2 separate regions of the Homo sapiens genome follow, and region 2 is linked to region 1. The links are chromatin contacts, found by Hi-C or POLR2A ChIA-PET in ENCODE. All regions are on one chromosome and are shown on one strand. The core of a region is the stretch at or near the end of the contact, and the rest is flanking DNA. Distances in the headings are between cores, read along the strand shown. Region 1 has its middle 210 kb from the start of LINC00973. Region 2 overlaps LOC105374007 (a long non-coding RNA gene).

The links. A loop is a pair of places that touch in the nucleus more often than their neighbours do. ChIA-PET counts read pairs that join two places held with the same protein, here RNA polymerase II (POLR2A). Pooled maps may share reads with other maps.
Region 2: a loop to region 1 is called in a map of chondrocyte, with 2.6 times the contacts of the local background. The contact joins two enhancer-like sites. A Hi-C loop is called at or near these places in 5 of 168 maps with a recorded cell type or tissue (IMR-90, MCF 10A, Panc1 and 2 more) and 5 of 50 pooled maps. POLR2A ChIA-PET finds 5 or more read pairs at or near these places in 1 of 52 experiments (endothelial cell of umbilical vein).

What each region holds. Positions count from the first base shown.
Region 1 is chr3:99,126,545-99,132,531 of GRCh38, forward strand. No RefSeq gene overlaps it. Among named protein-coding and RNA genes, the nearest start is that of LINC00973, 210 kb to the left of the region's middle. Within about 2 kb of position 2,692, at least 6 of the 41 ENCODE cell types and tissues checked have a DNase peak (open chromatin) inside an H3K27ac peak, as active enhancers do.
Region 2 is chr3:99,495,228-99,501,384 of GRCh38, forward strand. The region is part of intron 1 of LOC105374007 (a long non-coding RNA gene); the gene reads right to left. Among named protein-coding and RNA genes, the nearest start is that of COL8A1, 140 kb to the right of the region's middle. Within about 2 kb of position 3,489, at least 3 of the 41 ENCODE cell types and tissues checked have a DNase peak (open chromatin) inside an H3K27ac peak, as active enhancers do.

The DNA of each region.
Region 1 (5,987 bases), core at 1,442-3,941:
CACAACCCATCCCAGTGAAGGCCTATTTTGATTCCAGAAATTTAGCAACTTGACCAAAGAAGTCTACCTATGAAAATTCCTGGCCACTTTCCTCCAATCTGAGACAAGAATGACAAGGAATATTTTTTCCCTCTCAGGAAAGAGAATCCTGCTGAGATTGGAATTGTCCATTCTAGACAGGGTCTGGCTTCTAGAATTTTAGGCAAGACACAATTAGTTAAAAAAAATGTGTGTAGTGAAATCAGACATACAGAAATACCATGAATAATTTTGAGTATTGTTATTTGATGTTTTAGAGGGAAAGAAATATTTTTTATTAGACATTTTAAAGGCCAGAATATTTTTCAAATATATTCTTTCTTCTAGGTTAACTGCTGCCCCTTTATTGAGGAACTGTCTTATTTAAATGTGGTAGAGAAGAATTCAGCTCAAAAATTGTTAATATTGGAAATAGAAATGATTCTTTCTGGAAACTGTAGCTCTATTGCTGTTATGCTGGTTGTCAGGTGGAATTTGGAACCAGATTTCCACATGTTCTGTTCCTGCGATAGCAGGATCCTTCCCTGTGTGAATGGAGGGTTTCACACCTTTGTACTCTATGTCAAGCGTTAAGCTTCCAATCACCATCCCTGAAAAGTATCCCTAAAAACATAGTGACAAGACAATATGTGTACTCAGATTTTTAGTGAGGAATATTCAGATAGTTCCATTTGAATTCAAATTCAGTAAAATGGAATGGTTTTAGCAAATAAGTTGCAACTATTTGTGTGGAAATTATTTCCTTTAGAGGTACCGTTCATACATTTAACACTTATGGAATTGCCTAGCATGTTCATGTGTATTTTTCCTTCTTAGTCTCTGCTTATAAAATGAAAAGTTTTGTTTCTCTAAAATTTTCAGGCATCTGAAAGTAGATGGAGAAATCTAAAAATGAAGAACAGAAATAGGTCTGACCATGAACAGCAAATCCCATGTACCAACTGAAATTAATGTTTTTCTTGATAGGCATATTGGAAAAAAGAAGATGCTAAGAAAAAAACTTATTATTAATGAGAATGTATTGGTTTCATTTAAACTAGGATCAGATTTTATAAATAGTAGGACTTTTAGCTTGATTATGTTATGGCCTAAACTGCCATGCAGAATTTGGTTTTCTTTTTTTCTTTTGATGTCTGCACTTTGTGAGGTTATCAATTAATCCTTTACAAGCTAATTGAAGTGCAGACTTGTGACAGAACAACAATTAGAATAAAAGGAGTTAATAAAACTATAGGACTGCGCCTTATGACTCAAAGTTTATGATCTACACGTTGAGTAATTTAGACAAGTCATCTGAAAAATAAATTTGAAGCCATTTAATTTTATTATTTATTTATTATTATTATCTGAGACAGAATCTTTCTCTGTCACCCAGGCTGGAATGCAGTGGTGTGATCTCAGCTGACTGCAACCTCCAACTCCCAGGTTCAAGTGATTCTCCTGCCTCAACCTCCTGAGTAGCTGGCATTACAGGTACGCACCACCACACATGGCTCATTTTTGTATTTTTAGTAGAGATGGGGTTCTACCATATTGGCCAGGCTGGTCTCAGACTCCTGGCCTCAAGTGATCTACCTGCCTTGGCCTCCCAAAGTACTGGGATTACAAGCATGAGCCAGTGTGCCCGGCCCAAATTAGCCATTTAAGAGTTCAGTAAACTCTGTTGATTGTTTGTATTTCACTCCATGCTAAGAAGACTATGACCTATTAACTTCAGAGTAATTCTCGCTAGTACTACAACCATAGGATTGAGCCAGCCATTATATTGAAAGTGAGGCTCTTGTACACATGGATTGAATGAACTCAAGACTGCCAACTATTGTCAGTTAGTAGCTGAATTGCAGAGATCTTGGCACAGAGTATTTAAAAATATGCTTTGGCTAGTCCCAAAAGAATTACTTTACTTTTAGAGTACTTTGAGAACACGCCATAAATGTGTGTTTGGCACAGGTCTATCTATTATATTCATTTGTATGTTTTCATGGAAACTATCAGTCCACCAAAGCTTTTATACAGAAATATAATATCCTTGAATGAAAGTGATTGGAAAAGAATCAATTTCCTCTGTATACTAGGGCTATAATAATAAAATGCATAAAGGGGTCAGGGGTTGGACAAACTTGTAGCATGACTTGTCCATTGTTTATCATCTATACTTCACATGTAAGAGTTAACAATATCAATTCAATCAATAGCAAGGCAGGAATGCTTGTTTCACTTAATGTTGAATACACACGCGCACACACACACACACACATATGCACACACAGTATATATGGAAAAAAGTCTCCCCTGGGATGGCAGAGTAGTGTTATTTCAAGAAAGCTGAACTTGGAATCTGGGAAACTTGGTCTAGCCCAGTTTTTCTATAAACTCATTGTGTAACCATAGGCAAGGCACAATTACTGTGAGTCTCAGTCTCCTTTTTGTAAATCAAAGGAGTCTGACTCTTTCTAAGATATTTTCAATCTGCACTTTTTGATCTTCAGGGGATGATAAGAGGAAAGTGGGAAGGGGGCAAATACAATGAATAATGAGATGACTTCCCAGATTTTGCTCCTTCCCAATGTCTGTGAATTCACCATGTCTGTGAATCTATTTTTATTAGCACAAGAAGCTCTCACAGCTCAAGCTCGGCATTTCCATAATTAGGTCAGGAACCAAAAAGAATGGCACAAACTAGCTAAATTCTTGAGTCATAATGACTCAGTAGCTTATGAGGCCAAATCAGAGTTTCTGTGGGAATAGCTAGCTTCATAAACATTCTTGGCATGATTGGCTTCAGGGACCATGCTTTGAACAAGCAACCTAAGGACACCGAGCAAGGTCTAGGGACAGAGATTCTGACTCAATCCAAGGGCTTCAACCTCTTCTCAGTCTGTATGACACAAGGCCTCTGACTTTGGCTAGTGCTGTGACTGCCACTTACTCTTCCTTGCTCTCAGTTCCACGTTTACAAGATGAGATGCTGTCTAAAGTCATTTACTGTTCTGTTATTTTTATGGGCTCTTTAGAATACGTAAAATATTTGGACTCTACAATAAAACAAAATAGTCAACTCCGATTCTCTACGTGTGTACTCTGCAAATTTAACTATATGCATTAGTTTTTATTGTGACATACAACAAGCTGACAATGTTCTTTTACTTGTGTGAAATTAATAAGCCTGACATCTTTGTATTCCTCCTATTCTTTTACGTCATATTCACTGGACATAGGCAATTCATTTGTGTATCTGTATGAGTCTGTTCTCACACTGAAATAAAGAAATACCTGAGACTGGGTAATTTATAAATAAAGGAGGTTTAATTGGCTCACAATTCTGCAGGCTGTATAGGAGGCATAGTGGCTTCTGCTCAGCTTCCAGAGAGGCCTCAGGAAACTTACCATAATGGCAGAAGGCAAAAGGGAAGCCAGCACTTCACATAATAGAGCAGGAGAAAGAGAGAGGGGTAAGGTGCCACACACCTTAAACAACCAGATCTCATGAGAACTCACTATTTTGATGACAGCACCAAGGGGGATGATGTTAAACCATTCAGGAGAAACTGTCCCCATGGTCCAGCCACCCACTAGACCCCACCTTCAACATTAGAGATTACAATTTGATGTGAGATTTGGTGGCGATGCAGATCCATATCAGCATCACTTGCTTCTCAGCTTTAATAGGCCTCCCTTAAACCCCCCAAAATCTATTCTTAAGTATTCTTTGAATTCTTCTTGTTGCATCAAAGAATTCTTCTTTTTAAGAAAAGACATAAAGTTCTCTGTAACGTGTAGCAATGATAGTCAACAGTGGGATATTGCCAGAGAAATGTAATGTGTATTAGTTTGCTGGTGCTGCAATAACCAAATTGGGTGGCTTAGACAACAGAACTGTGTTGTCTCAATGTTCTAGAGGATAGAAGTTTGAGACCAAGGTGTCAGCAGGGTCAGTTCCTTCTGAGGGCTGTGACAGAGAATCTGTTTCATGCCTCTTTCCTAGCATTTGGTGGTTTGTTAACAATCTGTCGTTCCTTGATTTGTAGAAGTGTCACTTCAGTTTCTGATGTCATCTTCACATGGTGTCTTCCACATTTGCTTATCTGTGTCCTACTTTCCCCTTTTTATAAGGAAACCAGTCATACTGGATGAGGGGCTACCCTAGTCCAGTATGACTGCATTTTACCTTAACTAATTAATATCTACAACAATTCTACTTCCAAATAGGGTCACATTTTAGGGGAATGCAATTCAACCTATTGTATATGGCTTCCAATATTCTTAGTGTGGGGAGAATCCCATTAATGAAATTGGTTTCAGAGCTCAGTTGATCAAAGTTTCAGAGCTCAGTTGCTTTAATAACACATTTCTATGGAAGACTCTTGGCTAAATTATGCAGAACCAATGAGTTTGCTGTTATTCTGCTGTCTCTTTCTGGGTCCTTTTGCTCTTGGTGGGTCTGCTACCCTTAATTCTTTTGTATTACCTGCCCTTCAGAACAGATACGTAATTTATAATTAAACTTCTGTCACAGACTTTGTCGATTTAGGGAACATCTCTGATCTCTCTTGCTAATCATGACAGAATTTTGGAGTCTATTTAACTTCTTAGCTGGTAGCTCTATCTGACATGCTTACAGAATTACGAGATGTTAAATTTTAAAAATTATCTCTCTATATTTCACTTCAAACCATCCTCTTCACTTTCGTCTTCAACAAGGTAACTAACCATTTTAGCCAGCTCCTCATTTCTGTGACTTGTTCTTTTATTCTGGTCTCAGAAAACCTTAGCCTTCTTAAGTCTTCTCTCCCTTCATCTCCAGTATCCAACTTGTCAAAAGTTACTATAATTTTTCTCTTTGACTTGTCTCTAATGTCCACCGTACCTGTTTTAAGCACTTTATTTGGGGAAAATATTCCTATCTTTGCCTGTTCACAGAAATATCTAGAACCTATTCTTTGTGAGGGAGAAAGGGTGGGGCCTAAGATTTATCAAGCACAAGGTACTTTGCTAGGCACTGTACATAGACTATCTTATTTTAATCACATAATAATCCCATGATATGTTTTTGCCTAACTTTATGAACAGATACAGAAAAATCTAAACACATTATTTGTGACCATAAACTAATAGCCAAGGAGAAAACATCTCCGGAGTTTTTCACATTTCAGGAAGAACTGCTGGACTTTAACACCATTTGAATGATAATAATAATGATGATAATATATTTATTAACCACTTACTTCCTGTTAGGCTCTGGCCCACAAGGGCTTTGACTACTTTATGCCATTTTATCCTCATAACAACCTTTGGAGGAAGGTGAAAACTTTGTTTTACAACATGAGAAAACTGAGGCTAAGGGAGGTAAAATAACTTGACCAAAGTTTCATAGCTGGGAATTAGTAGAACCTATATTGGAACTCAATCAGCTTGAGTTCAGACCCTTTACTTTTAATGACAACACTATTTGAAAATGTGAGATATCACACATTGTTTTCTACTTAGTCATCTTTTGCAAAAGCACTCCCAGCTCTCTTCATTAAAATTGCCACACTTAAACACTACACTACACATCTTGCCATAATTTCTAGCTGAGTGTTGGGCACAAAGTTTATGTGCAATACATACTTTCAGTAATTTCCTCCATAATTAAAAGCTGTTTCTTTTAACTAGCCACATGAATGTGATTTTAAATACACTAAACACAACTGGAAAAGTCATTACTAAATTATGGGTTGAGAAAAATATTGGACACAGAGTTGACACTAATGTTTTAGCCCTGCTTTGTCACTAACACCTGTGATACTCAGTTTTTTCATCTGTAAATTGAAAAGCTTTGTTTTAGAATGTTTCAGTATAAAATGATTTTTTAAAATATTTTTTACAGTTTTAATAGAGCTATCAATTTACATATGTGACATAATATTATACGAAGTAAGTAAAACAGACATGACCATATCTTTGAT
Region 2 (6,157 bases), core at 2,239-4,738, 370 kb after region 1:
ACTTCCAAACTCATCTTACAAGTCTAGCATTACTCTGATATCAAAGCCAGACAAAGACATTATAAGAAAAGAAAATTACAGGTCAATGTTTCAGATAAAGATATATGCAAAAATCCTTAAAAAACACTGGCAAACTGAATTTAATAGCCCATAAAAAGGATTACATATCATGATTAAATGAAATGTATATTTTGTTTGGGGGGGATGCAAAGATAGCTCAACATATGCAACTCAATAAATGTAACACACTACATTGATAAAACGAATGATAAAAATCATATGCTCATCCCAAGAGATGTAGAGAAAGCATTTGATAAAATTCAACATCTTTTCACTATAAAAACTCTTCAACGAATTAGGTATAGAAGGAATATACCTCCACATAATAAGAGCCATTTATAACAAGCCCACATTTAACATTATACTAAATGGTGAAAAGCAGAAAGCTTTTATTCTAAAATCAGGAACAAGATGGATGCCCACTCTCATCACTTCTATTCAATATAGTATGGTAGTGCTAGTTACCACAATTATATTTAAAAAAATAAACACAAGCCATCCAAATTGGACAAGAAAAAAGTAAAATTGTCTCTGTTTGCAGATGATGTAATCTTATATATGGAAAATTCCAAAGACTCCATCCAAAAACTTTCAGAACTGATAAATTCAGTAAAGGCGAAGGATACTAAATCAACATACAAAAGTCAGTAGATTTGTATACATTAACAACAAACCATTTGCAAAATAATTTAAGAAAACAATTCCATTTACAATAGCTTTAAAATATGTGTAAAATATGTAGAAATAGAGGTAAAATACCTGTACACTGAAGACCATAAAACATTGATAAAATTGAAGACAAAAAAAATGGAAAGGTATCCCAAATTCATGAATTGGAGGAATTCATATTGTTAAAATGTTCATACTACCCAAAGTGATCCAGATTCAATGCAATCAAAATTCCAATAACATTTTTCACAGAAACAGAAAACAATCCTTTATATGGAATCACAAGAGACTCTGCATAACCAAGGCAGTCTGGAGCAAAAAGAGCAAATCTGGAAACATCACACTACCTGGTTTTAAAAAATACTTCAAAGCTATAATAATCAAAGCAGCATGGTACTGGAATAAAAAGAGGTACATGAAACAATTTAATTGAATGGCAAAGCCAGAAATAAATCTACACAATTACAGTTAACTGATCTTTGACAAGGTGCCAGGAACATGCAATGAAGAAAGAACAATCTCTTCAATAAATGGTGTTGGGAACACTAAATATCCACAAGCAAAAAAAAATTGAAATTGGACCCTCATCTCATGCCATGTACAAAAATCAACTCAAAATGGATTAAAGACTTAAACATAAGACCTGAAACTGTAAAACTATTAGAAGACAACATAGGGGGAAATCACCGTGACATTGGTCTGGGCAATGATATTTTTGGGTATGACTTCAAAAGCTCAGGCAGCAAAAGCAAAAATAGACAAAAGGGATTTTATTCAACTAAAAAGCTTCTTTACAGCAAAGGAGACAATCTACAGAGTGAAAAGGCAGCCCATGAAATGGAAGAAAATATTTGCACAGCATTCTTCTGATCAGGGATTAATTTCCAAAATTTATAAGGAACTCAAACAATTCAATAGCAAGAAAATGATAAGGTTAAAAAATAGGCAAAGGACTTGAATAAACATTTCTCAAAAGAAGACGTAGAAATGGCCAACAGTTATATTTTTAAAATCCTCAACATCACTCATCAAAAGTACAGTGAGATATCACCTCACGCCTCTTAGAATGGCTGCTACCAAAAAAGACAAAATATAAGCATTAACAAGGATGCAAAGATAGAGGAACCCTTGCACACTTGTTGGTGGGAATGTAAATTAAGTCATTAGGGAAAACAATATTAACATTCCTCAAAAAAATAAAAACTGAACTACCATGTGATTCAGCAACCCCACTTTTGGGTATGTGTATATATATTCCCCATAACCAAGACATGGAATCAACCTATGTGTGTTAATCTACAGATGAATGAATAAAAAAAAGTGATACACACACACACACACACACACACACGCAATGGCCAAGACATGGAATCGAACCATGTGTGTTAATCTACAGATGAATGGATAAAGAAAATGTGATACACACACACACATACACACACACACACACAATGGAATACCATTGAGTCTTTAAAAAGCGGGAAATACACAGATAAACCTAAAAGGCATTATGCTAAGTAGAATAAGCCAGGAACAGAAAAACAAATACTGCATGAGCTCACTTACACATGGAATCTAAAAAAGTTGTGAACTTATTAATGCAGAGAGTAGAGTGGTGATTTTTCAGGGGGAAGAAGGTAGAGGGATGGAGAGATGTTGGTCAAAGAATACAAAACTTCAGTTAAGCAGGATAAATAATTTCTAGAGATGTATTATAGGGCATGATGACTGTAGTTGATAATAATGCATTGTAGACTTGAATATTGCCAAGAGAGTAGATAAATGTTCTCACAACAAAAATGATAAGCATGTGAGGTTACAGATGTGTTACTAAGCTAATCATTTCACAATGTATACACACATCAAAACATCATGTTGTATAGTGTAAATATATACACATTTTATGTCAACTATACCTTAATAAAAATCATTAAAAATTATAAAAGAAATTAAAAAATTAACTTGTGAGGAATAATACAGATTATAAAGTTCTTTTGAAAATGTCAATTTATGTAAGTTTCAAAACAATCCTGTGAGAAGAACTTACATACTTCACCTAAGTTACAGGTGAAGAAACCAAGACTCAGAAGTTTACATAAAGAAAGTTTAAGGCAGAGGCAGGAATGAGTGTTAGTTAGGGGCAGTTTTACTTATTTCAGGGCCTTTGAAAACTCAGACAAGACCATACTTTAACACATACCTTGTCTCTTCTAAATGTCAGCTGCCACTTGCCTTTTATGCCAATGGTTATTGTCACTGGTGACGTCTGAATTCACTTTCTCTAAGTGTTTGCTTACAGTTCCTGGTCTCCTCACCTGCCTGGAATTCACCAAAACTAAACCTGGGAACTCACACTGTGCTTGTCCTTACTTTGGATCATAGCTACAGCATTCTCACGGGCCCCTAAGGCTTCTTTTCCAGCCCTCAATGCCAACTCACAACCTATGGATGCCCAGCTGATCCTGTCTCACCTCCTCACAAATGAGGCTCTAATTCAAACCAGCTCACTCTGTGGTTGTTTGTTTTGCACCCTGAGCCACACCTCAGCAATTACAGGTAGGCATGGGAGGAAGAGATGGAAGGGCTCCCTGAAGTCTGAGTGTTTGTGGGCACAAAGCTAAATGTTCCCTTCAGCCCAACAATTAAAAGCCAGGCTCAAAACAGAGAGGCAAAGCCTCCTATGTGCCAAGCTACTTAGAAGAAAAATATAAATGCCAGCAGCCCAGACCGCCAGCAAGACTGCTGGAAGGTATGGGGACTTGCAGAATGAGGCTGCAGCATCATGATCTCCTGGAGACAGGACTGAGGCAGGCCAGGAACTGTGCAGGAGGGAGGGAGGGAGGGAGAGGAATGTGTCTCCCAACAGCATGTTTGAGAACAAGCAGTTATTTTCCCCAAAGCCATCTGTGAGACTCTCAACTTGTGCCTGAAAAATAAAAGGGCGAGACAGAGAGAGAGAGAGAGAGAGAGAGAAAAGTGAATTACTGGAAAAAATAGGTATCTCTTTGGGAGTTTGTGAGGGCAGCGAAAAGACTGTCTACCAGTCTGTTAGTCTTGGCAGCTGCATGTCTGTGAATCCGGCCATGGTCAGGGTTTCCAAGGCCCTACTTCTGGAAAATGCAGAAAGGGTTTAACCTGAAACGTGGACCGTAGATGGCTCTGGCGTGATCTAAGTCAGAGGGAACCGTGAGGTCCCTCAGCACAAGGGGTCACTCAGGTGATATTGTGACTAATTGCATTAAAGATTGTACAGGAACATGTCTCCAATTAGACAGAAGTCTCTCAGGAGGCAGGTTCCTACAAGGTTTTTTTTTTTTTTTTTTTTTTGACTCTATCAATTACAGCCTGAGAAGTGTTTTAAACAGTACACGATGGATAAGAAATTCCTCATTGCCAAAGGAGAGGCCATTTGCCCAGCACTCTTCATCCACCAGAGGGCAGATGTTCTGGCTAAAGTGGCTGCTTCCTCCAAGCTACTTTGTATTTTACAAGAAATATGACTTTTTCTTCCTTATGCCTGTAGACATTTAGGGATGTCTTTGGTTGCAAGTAGCAGAAATCTTGCTTCACAGTCGCTCAAACAAATACAAGTGTATTTTTCTCACATAACAAGATTTTGGATCTAGATAGCAGCTGGCATTGGTTCAGTAGCTCAGTGGCATCAGGGCTAGTATCTCTGGAATTCTCTCACTTTCCCTCAGGCTTGTCTCTCTCATAATCACAAGATGGCTGCTGCATCAGTGGGCACTATGCTCATGTTGAAGATAGGAAAAAAGTAGAAGGGCAGAGTCCCCTGTGTTAATCCCAAATTATCAGGACTGCAATTGTATCAGAATCTCCATCAGACCTCTGCATGTGCCCTACTGGTCAGATCTCCATCACACAGCCACACCTAGCATAAAGGGAGCCTAAGGATGTGAGAACCTAACTGGACACCCTGTCAGTCAGAAAAAAATCAGAGTTCTATCAACTACAAAGAAGACGGAACTATTACTGGGGAGGAAACCAACAGTGTCTGCCACACCCTGTGCATAGCACTGATCAAATTGCATTGAAATATTCTGTTTCTTTCTCTCTCTTCTCTTTCGCCAGAATTAATAGCACTTGGCAGACAGAGACACCCAGTCATTCTTGTATTCCCAGCACATGGCACACACTGCCTGGCACAAAATAGACTTAATAAACATAACTTAAGTTCAAAAAATATTGGCAGAACTAAACTCCAAATAATAGTGAGGCAAAAGAATTGCATTTAGGTTCATTTGTGCCTACACATCTCCCTAAAGATAACAGGAGATATTGCTGGAAAAGAAACATAAGGTAATCAAAAGATAGGCACTCAGAAAATGAGTAGATGATGCTCTTTGGATGCACAAAGTTTCTAACACACACACTGAAATAGGTAATGATAATAATAGCTACTGCTTTTTAAGTTCCTAGGAAAAATTAGATGTTCTGTAAATACTACCTCTGATCCTACTATCTTTATAAGTTACATATTATTTGCCTCATTTTAGAGAAACTGGGAAAGTGGCCCGAGGTCTAAGAGCTGGAAACAAACAGTAGAACCAGAATGTGAATCCAGGTGAGTCTATCTTTCTCCACTCTCCATCCTGCCTCCTGCGTGAGGGTGTCCAGTACTTTCATTTTACTCAAGGGAAACTGTAGTGCCGAGAGGTCATATGAGGACTCGCTCCAACTAGATAATAAGTTTCCTGTCTCCAAGGACATGTTTCTATCTTTATTCTCTGCCGCCCTCAACACCTCACTAAGCAGAGAAAGAGTGTACTGTGCTGTTGAAGCTACAATGGTATTGTTAGCTGTGCTGTGCTGTGTTAGCTGTGCTGTGCTGTTAGCTACAACAGTGTTGCTAAGTATGAGGAAAGGCTTACTGACAGCTGGCTTTCTTATCCAGATCTATGATAAAACTATGGAGAAGAAGATGGAGCCAGAAGTGTACAAGCCCCTCCCTTCTCTGAATCCCATCCCATCCAGCAGAAGAGGCAAGTGTATGTGGTTTTGGAGCATTAGATGAAGCATCTTACAAATTTCCTGTAAACGTGTGTGATAAAATGTGAACAAAGATGAAACGGCTGCATTTTGATTCCTGGCTTCATGTTGCCCACAATGGTCCACAAATGATTGGAGTTCCCTGGTCACCATCTTTCTCTCTAATTGATAAGTTGAGCTCTGTGCCAAGAGCTCAGTCAGGTATGCCTCAGTGGAAAAATGTAATATTTCAATTCTGACTTACCTAAAGGCCAATATCACATGGCCTACAGTCTGTGGATGTGCCCAGTTGGTATCAATTGCATTGCTTATGGCAAATACAATGCAGATGAGGTCCTTCATCAAGAAATCAGAACCTAATCCAATAAAACCTGCTCATGCAAGCAAAAGCAGTCTTGAGTATTTCAAGATGCCCAGG